Linked DNA regions of Homo sapiens: region 1 is linked to region 2. A link is an interaction called in ENCODE POLR2A ChIA-PET data of the cell type or tissue named here. Cell type or tissue: HCT116. All regions are shown on one strand. Region 1 overlaps GPR137B (G protein-coupled receptor 137B). Region 2 has its middle 12 kb from the start of EDARADD.

The links. ChIA-PET counts read pairs that join two places held together with the same protein. Peaks named below come from ENCODE experiments on the same cell type or tissue, not always from the same donor. Only the 100,000 strongest peaks of a DNase experiment are listed, where the experiment ranks them.
Region 1: POLR2A ChIA-PET joins it to region 2 with 6 read pairs; 4 of 35 experiments call an interaction of 5 or more read pairs at or near these places.

What each region holds. Positions count from the first base shown.
Region 1 is chr1:236,145,492-236,149,491 of GRCh38, reverse strand. All of the region lies in intron 1 of GPR137B (G protein-coupled receptor 137B), which reads right to left. Among named protein-coding and RNA genes, the nearest start is that of GPR137B, 5.0 kb to the right of the region's middle. In HCT116, no CTCF peak of the experiment used is centred here; no DNase peak of the experiment used is centred here.
Region 2 is chr1:236,380,256-236,384,255 of GRCh38, reverse strand. It overlaps a transcript of EDARADD not described here. Among named protein-coding and RNA genes, the nearest start is that of EDARADD, 12 kb to the left of the region's middle. RefSeq lists a silencer at 2,261-2,461. In HCT116, no CTCF peak of the experiment used is centred here; a DNase peak (open chromatin) is centred at 2,460.

The sequences.
Region 1 (4,000 bases), 230 kb after region 2:
CTTTTAGGGGCCTCTTAGTTCCCTACCAGCAAGAATGAGGACTATGACCCACTTCAAGTCAGAGTGTGGCGTCTGTAGCAAGCACGGATCGGTCAGCCTGAAACACGGGACTTGTCCTGCCTCTGCACGCCTGGCTGGGCTGCCTGGGAGAATTTCCTCCTCTGGTCGGCTCATCTGCAAAGGAGGGGCTGGGCTGCTGGACCCCCAGTGCCTTCTGCTCTCATGTCAGGCACTGCGATTAGGCTTGCCACATGCTCCCTACGGGTGCGCCAAGAGTCACCACCGTTTTACAAACAGAAAAGCTGCTGTTTGGTGGAAAAGTAATTTTGATGGCACAGTAGGCTGGAAAAGGGCAGGGTCAGCCCGGGGACCTGACCTTCAGGACAGTGGCTGGGTGTCGAAGCAAGAGCCTAGGTTCAGAGCTGTAGGCAACACACAGTGAGAATCTCAACTAAGGGAGGAGAGGAGCAAAGGGATTCAGGACACACGGCATCTCCTTTAACCCACTCCGACCCATGGGATGAGTATTACAGTTTCTGTCTCCCTGGTGAAGCAGCAGCCTTAGAGAGGTGGTAACCAGCCATGGGACCCACACTGGAGGCAAAGCCCGGATTGGAACCCAGATCTGCACCCAGGGACCCTGCTCCTTCACTCCCAGGGCTGCCTCCTCATTCATAAGGCTTTGCTGGCCTAGTGCCCATGATGAGCTCCCAACACCGACTATGAGCCCCTACCATGAGCCGCAGGCCCTCACCACGAGCCCCTGGCACCATCCCACAGGACCACATGACTCACGAACCATCCCTGCTGCAGCTGAGTGGAGGGTGTGGAAGTCCCTAGCTGAGTTTCAGAACAGAACAGACCAGACCCCGATAAATGTCAGCTTCCCATCTGCCCTCCAAGGCATGGTGACGTCTCAGGTCTCAGTTCCCACATCAGTGTCCATTCATCACAGCACCTCTCCCCATGGAGAGAACTCGCTTCTCCATTTCCTTCCGCAAACCATGTGACTGCAATGGCAGGAGTTTGTCATAGGGCCCAAGACAAAGCTGAACCAGCCTGTTCCATCCTGCCAAACTCGGGAATCTGGAGAGTCTGAGTTCCAGGCTGGGAATTCCGAGGAAGAAGGGCTGGGATACGTGGCTGCCGAGGTGTCACCGAGCCCACCGCCACATCAACTTCTGCCCCTGCAGGGCACAGACCTGTCTGCCCAGGAGCTGCCTGGGCACAGAAGCTACCGCCTTTGCTTCTGAGCCTCTATCCTGAAACCTGGAGGTAGAAGGCACCATAATTCCTCATGAGCAGAGACCCCTGCCTGCCTTAGGTTTCAGAGTCCTGCCCCTCTCCTAAGTCCCCACTAAAATGGTGATTTGACACAGCGCTTAGAACAGGCTCTGAGTCAAAGGCCTTGGTGCAAAGCCTTGGTCCCGCCACTTCCTCATGCAGCCGGGAGCAGAAGCTCAGCTGTTCCCCAAAGCTGGCACAAGGAGCCACAGCTGGAAACAACAGGTAGTCAGCACTCCATGTTCCAAACATTTGGGGCCAGACAGACACTGCATACAGACGGCCCGGAGAGAGTTAGCAGAACCAGTCCTACCACAGCCGCCTCCCCATGTTCCCAGGCTGAACTGGAAGGTGGAGAGTGGAGATGGAGAAAAAGAGTTAACAGCCTGCTACCAGCAGGGCACCTCACCCCAGGTCAGAAAGGAGAAAGACACATGGACACTGCTCACAGGGATTGGGCAGGAAGGGGGCCCGGGCAGATGCTTGCTGAGCTGGGACTGTTTGCAGGTGGAGTCCCGGTGGAGCCTGACCTGTGCCCTGGTGATCTGGAGGCACCAGGCACTTGGAGGGTGATGCTTGCTTCCACCTGGGATTTTTACAGGTGGGAGGGCCCCTAGGCACGCAAGGAGTGAAAAGCAGCCAGGTGCAGGGTCCTGAAGACGCTAGTTAGGCATCCAGCCTGTCACCCATGTGGCCAAGTGGGAGTGGAGGGGCCTCAGTGATCCCATGGCTTTCTAAGAAAAAGCCCTAAAAGGGCTTTTCGAAAAGGGGCCTAAAGCCATGTGGCTGCCCCCTGAAGAAGGAATTGGGATGGAAGGGAGACCAAAGATGGGGCTAGGAAGAAGCTGAAGTCCATCATGTCAACATGGCCACGTGGCAGTTACCCACAGAGGCGGCGCCAGAGCAAGACCAGAGGCCGACACGCTGGCAGTCACGAGAGAGTGTGCCCCTCCCCTGGGCTGCCTGGGAAGATGGAAGGGGAGAGGCTGAGAGCATGGGCACACCCTCTGCACCAAGCCCTGCAGCTCGAAGCCTGGCTGGCCTTGGACAGTGTGGGAGAAGCTTTAAATCAGACGTAAAGATTTAATAAAGGAGTATGGGCCAGGCACAGTGGCTCACGCCTGCAATCCCAGCACTTTGGGAAGCCGAGGTAGGCAGATCACCTGAGGTCAGGAGTTCAAAACCAGCCTGGCCAAGATGGTGAAACCCTGTCTCTACTGAAAATACAGAAATTAGCCAGGCGTGGTGGCGCACACCTGTAATCTCAGCTACTAAGGAGGCCGAGGCAGGAGAACTGCTTGAATCTGGGAGGCGGAGGTTGCAGTGAGCCAAGATCACACTACTGCGGCCTGGGTGACAGAGCCAGACTCCAAAATAATAATAATTACCGAGTATGACTAGAAAGCCATAGGATCTGCCTGAGAGGTCATTAGGGGTGGAAAGAGACTTAACATGGCAGAATTTAAAAGCAGTGATTTAGGGGTAAGTTAATCAAATTGAGCTTGCTCATGATCGCATTACCCTCAGATGTGTACCCAAGGGCAGCCGGGGCTGCGTACTGCAGCATCGTGTGCATTGCACGGAGGCTCGGACGGGGCAGTGTGGGCAAGTGTTCTCACCCCTCCGAGCCTCAGTTGGGGGGTAACAGTACCCTCTGGGTCACCAGGGAGGGTGAGATGAGTAAGGCCCAGGTACAGGGACCCTGCAAAAGCACAAAGGACTGACAACAACAGAAAAAAGCTTCCTCCCCATCTCGGACCTCTCCTTCCAGTTCATTCCCAATTCCCAAACTGCCCCCACGACTTCCTTCCCACCATCCTCTCTTCCTCCCCACCCAGCTTCAGCCTCCAGACACCTGCTTCTTCTCAGAGGACTCATGTCTCATTCAAGTCTCCTGACGCTTCAATAACCATTCCCTTCAGTGCCGCAAATCGTGCCTTAACTGTGCTGTATGTATACTTTGATTCTCTGCAACCTGATTTTGCGCTCCAGGAGAACACGAGGTTAGATTTAGAGTTGGGTATGTTTTCCCATTGTTAAGAGGTTTCATGGCCAGGCGCGGTGGCTCACACCTGTAATCACGGCACTTTGGGAGGCCGAGGTGGGCAGATTACTTGAGGTCAGGAGTTTGAGACCAACCTGGCCAACATGGCAAAACTCCATCTCTACTAAAAATACAAAAATTAGCCAGGTGCAGTGGCAGGTGCCTGTAATCCCAGATACTCGGGAGGCTGAGGCAGGAGAATCGCTTGAATCCAGGAGGCAGAGGTTGCAGTGAACCCAGATCACCACAAAGCAAGGCTCTATCTCAAAAAATAAAATAAAAAGAGGTTTCACATACTGTACATAAAAGACAAACCTCACACTCAGACAGCACAGATGTGTGTTGAATCCCAGCTCCACCATGCACTGACAGTGTGACCTTGAGCAAGTCATCTACGACCTCTCAGCCTCAGTTTCCTCCTCTGGAAAATGGGGACAATACCGGTACTTTCTTCAGAGAGTTCTGGTAAAAATAAATATAACCAATTGCTTAGAAGTGTGCTTTCTTGGCCGGGTGCGGTGGCTCACACCTGTAATCCCAGCACTTTGGGAGGCCGAGGTGGACAGATCACAAGGTCAAGAGATCAAGACCATCCTGGTCAACATGGTGAAACACTGTCTCTACTAAAAATACAAAACTTAGCTGGGCATAGTGGCACACACCTGTAGTCCC
Region 2 (4,000 bases):
TTGATATGATTACACTGTAGAGGAATTTGACCGATGTATTTTCCCTAAGCAAACTCTTACATGTGGGTACAAGGAGACATGCATAAGGACACTGGTTGCAGCATTGTTTGTAATAACAAAGATTGGAAATGACATAAGCATTCATCAATGGGGTATGGGTAAATATGATACAACACATTCATGTAATAGAATATTTTACAGAAGTTACACGATATAAACTCAAAAATATTATTTTATTTTATTTTATTTTTTTGAGACAAGGTGTTACTCTGTCACCCAGGCTAGAGTGCAGTGGCACAATCAAAGATCACTGCAGCCTCGACCTACCGGGGCTCAAGTGATCCTCCCATCTCAGCCTCCTGAGTAGCTGGGACCACAAACATGTGCCACTGCCTGGCTAGTTCTTAAACTTTTTGTACAGATATGGTATCACTACGTTGCCCAGGCTGGTCTCCAGCTTTTGACCCCAAATGACCCTCCCACCTCAGCCTCCCAGAGTTCTGGGATTACAGGTATGAGCCACTATTCTCAGCCAAAACATTTTTAAATGACCAAATAAGTTGCAGATTAATATCAGAGGTAGAAAAAAAATCCAGTCTGTATATTTTCTATAACTACATGTAATTCCTTTGTAAATGGATACATGTCAACTTTGTCTTGCAACCAAGATAGAGTAACAGGAACAAGATTTTCCCTTCTGCCTGAAACAATACAACAAAAAACCCAGACAAAATATATAAAACAACAGGTTTTAAGACAGCACACCAGGTGAAGAAGGATGGTGCTCTCTGGGAGCTGGAATACAAACAAGGGGATTCCTATGATTGCACTCAGCTTACTGCCTTGAGAGATTTTTTTTTTTTTTTTTTGAGACGGAGTCTTGCCCAGGCTGTAGTGCAGTGGTGTAATTTTGGCTCACTGCAACCTCCACCTCCTAGGTTCAAGTGATTCTCTCGCCTCAGCCTCTCGAGTAGCTGGGACTACAGGCATGCACCACCATGCCTGGCTAATTTTTATATTTTTAGTGGAGACAGGGTTTCTCTATGTTGGCCAGGCTGGTCTCAAACTCCTGACCTCAGGTGATATGTCCATCTTGGCCTCCTAAAGTGCTGAAATTACAGGTGTGAGCCACTGCGCCCGGCCTTCCTTGAGAGATTTCTAAGTTGCAGCGCAGAGAAAGGACACTCAGACAGAGACTGCTGGACTCCCTGGTTTGAGGAGCTAGAACTGAGAGTCTGAGGAAATCAAAACATCTAGAAGTCTCAGGACAGAATACTGTAGGGTAAAGACTTCCCAGAGAGATCCTAAGAGATCTATAGAATGTCCCCCTTGAGGACCCAGCAGAACACTTATTGATCAGCGCATGCATCCTGGAAATTATCCAAGGCTGGGGAAAGAACCATGTGGGAACTTCAGAGGGAACCGTGCCTGGTGCTCACTCAGGGCTAGTAATAGTGCCTGTTCGTGCCAACCAGACTGGAAAACAACCTTATAATTCATGAGCATTTGGTAGAGTACACAAAAGGGTCTTGCCTGAATAGTGGAGAATAATTAGTCCTAGACTGAGCACACCCTGCCCCAGTTCCACCTAACAAACCTTAAAAGTGAGACCTGGAAGTTTCAAATTCTTTCCAACCAACTTAACTGCTCAAGGACAAAGCTAAAGAGGAGGTATAGGAATACAAAAATATCCAGTATCCAATGAAGTGAATTCATAACATCTGGAATACAATGATTACCAGACTTGCAGGAAGCAGAAAAACATAGCTTACAATAAGGAGAAAAACTGGTCAATTGAAACAGACCCAGAATGGACACAGATGATACAGTTAGTAAGAAGGACATTAAAACTTTTATTGTAACTGTAGTCCATGGGTTCAACAAGCTAAGTAGAGACACACAAAACATAAAAAGGTCCAAACTACAACTTTTAGAAATTAAAACTATAATACCTGAGAGTAAAGATACTCTGGATGGAATTAATGGCAGATAAGATATTGCAGAAGAAAATATTAGTGACTTGGAGACATAGAAATTGAAGGGAAAAGTAACTTTAGAAAATGAAAAGGGCTAGGAGTAACTTCAAATCTCTTAATATACATGTAATTGGAATCCCAGAAATGTAAAGAGGAAGGACAAAAATGTTTGAAGAAATAATGGCCAAAAATTTTTTAAATTTGAGGAAAACCTTAAACTCACAGACCAGAAGCTCAATGAACACCAAGCACAAGACATATGAAAAAAAAATCACCAAAACCCAACATAATCATATTGCTCAAAGCCATGGATAAGATAAAATTTTAACAGACTAAGCCAGGTATGGTGGCATGTGCCTGTAGTCCCAGTTACTCTGGAGGCTGTGACTGTAGGATGGCTTGAGCCCAAGAGTTTCAGGCCAGCCTGAGCAACATAAGATCCCATCCAACTCTGAAAAAAAAAAAAAAAAAAAAAAAAGCAACCACAGGAAGAAAAAAAAAAAGACATATTACAGAGGCATAAAAACAAGGATGACAGCAGATTTTTCATCAGAAACCATGTAAGGCAGGAGGCAGTGGAGCTATTTTTTTAAAGAATTGACAGAAAAATATGTCTGGGATTACAGGTATGACCCACCATGCCCAGCTTAAAAAATATATTTTAAATCAAAATAGTAACAATGTATTTAGGGCTTATGATATATGTAGAGATAAAACTAATGAAAACAATTGTTCAAAAGCCTAGAAGGGAGATATGGAAGCTAAGGATTTTTATGCATGAATTGTTGTAATATCACTTAAAAATACACTCTGACATGTTAAAGATGTATATGATAAACGCTAAAGTAAACACTAAAATAGCACAAGCTTATATGTAACAAACCTGCACGTTGTGCACATGTACCCTAGAACTTAAAGTATGATAATAATAAAAAAGTAAATAAAAATAAAAAATAAAATAAAATAAAAATAAAAATGAATGGTGTATCTTTAGAATGGAATACTACTTACCAATAAAAGGAACAAACTATTGATACACATAACAACACAAATGAATCTCAAAATAGTTATGCTGAGTGAAAGAGGCCAGAAAAAAACAAAAGCATGCGTATTGTATGACTCCACTGATAATAAATCTATTGCAACACAAACTAATTTATAATAACAGAAAGCTGATTAATGGGTGCCCAGGATTGAGGGTGGGGCGGGAAGGATGGATTACAAAGGCAGATGAGTAAACTTTGGGGGCTAACGGACATGTTCATTCTTTTGCTCATGATGATAGTTTCATGGGCCTATATGTATGTCAAAACTGATCAAGTTGTGCACTTGACATATGTGCAGTTGATTCTATGGCAATTATACCCCAATAAAGCTACTTTAAATAAATAGCCAGGCACTGATGGCACAAACCTGTGGTCCCAGATACTGGGGAGGCTGAGTCGAGAAGATCACTTGAGGCCAGGAGTTCAAGGCTGCAGTGCACTATGATGGCACCTGTGAATAGCCACTGCATTAAGCCTAGGCAACATAGCTAAACCCCATTTCTACAACAAACAAACAGATACATGCCAAGCTCATAACAATAGCTAATAATGGCTATTTCTGGGCAATTAGGAAAGGACTAGGGTTGGGAGAAAGTAATGCTTAAAGGGGACTTTAGCTTTGTCTGTAATGTTCTTTCATTTAAAATAAATAACTTATTTATGTATTTTTATGTAATTAAAAAATTTTAATAGCAAATTTAGAAATGATTTTTTACAAAGGCACCTGCTTAGCAAAATAAGTCTTGACCTTCCCTGTCCCCCAACAAACCATGTTTCACACAGTAATCTGTTCCAAACATTTAGTCACCTAAAAAATTTCCCTTCAGTCTTCTTATTTTCCAGACTATGAATTGTTCAAATAAAAACAAAAGTAATATTAATTTACACTTGCTTCCTTTAAAAAAAATGAAAGTAAAATGGATTTTTCCTCCATTTTACAGAGTTGTGGTTAGCATATGTGAAGTGACTTCAGACTTT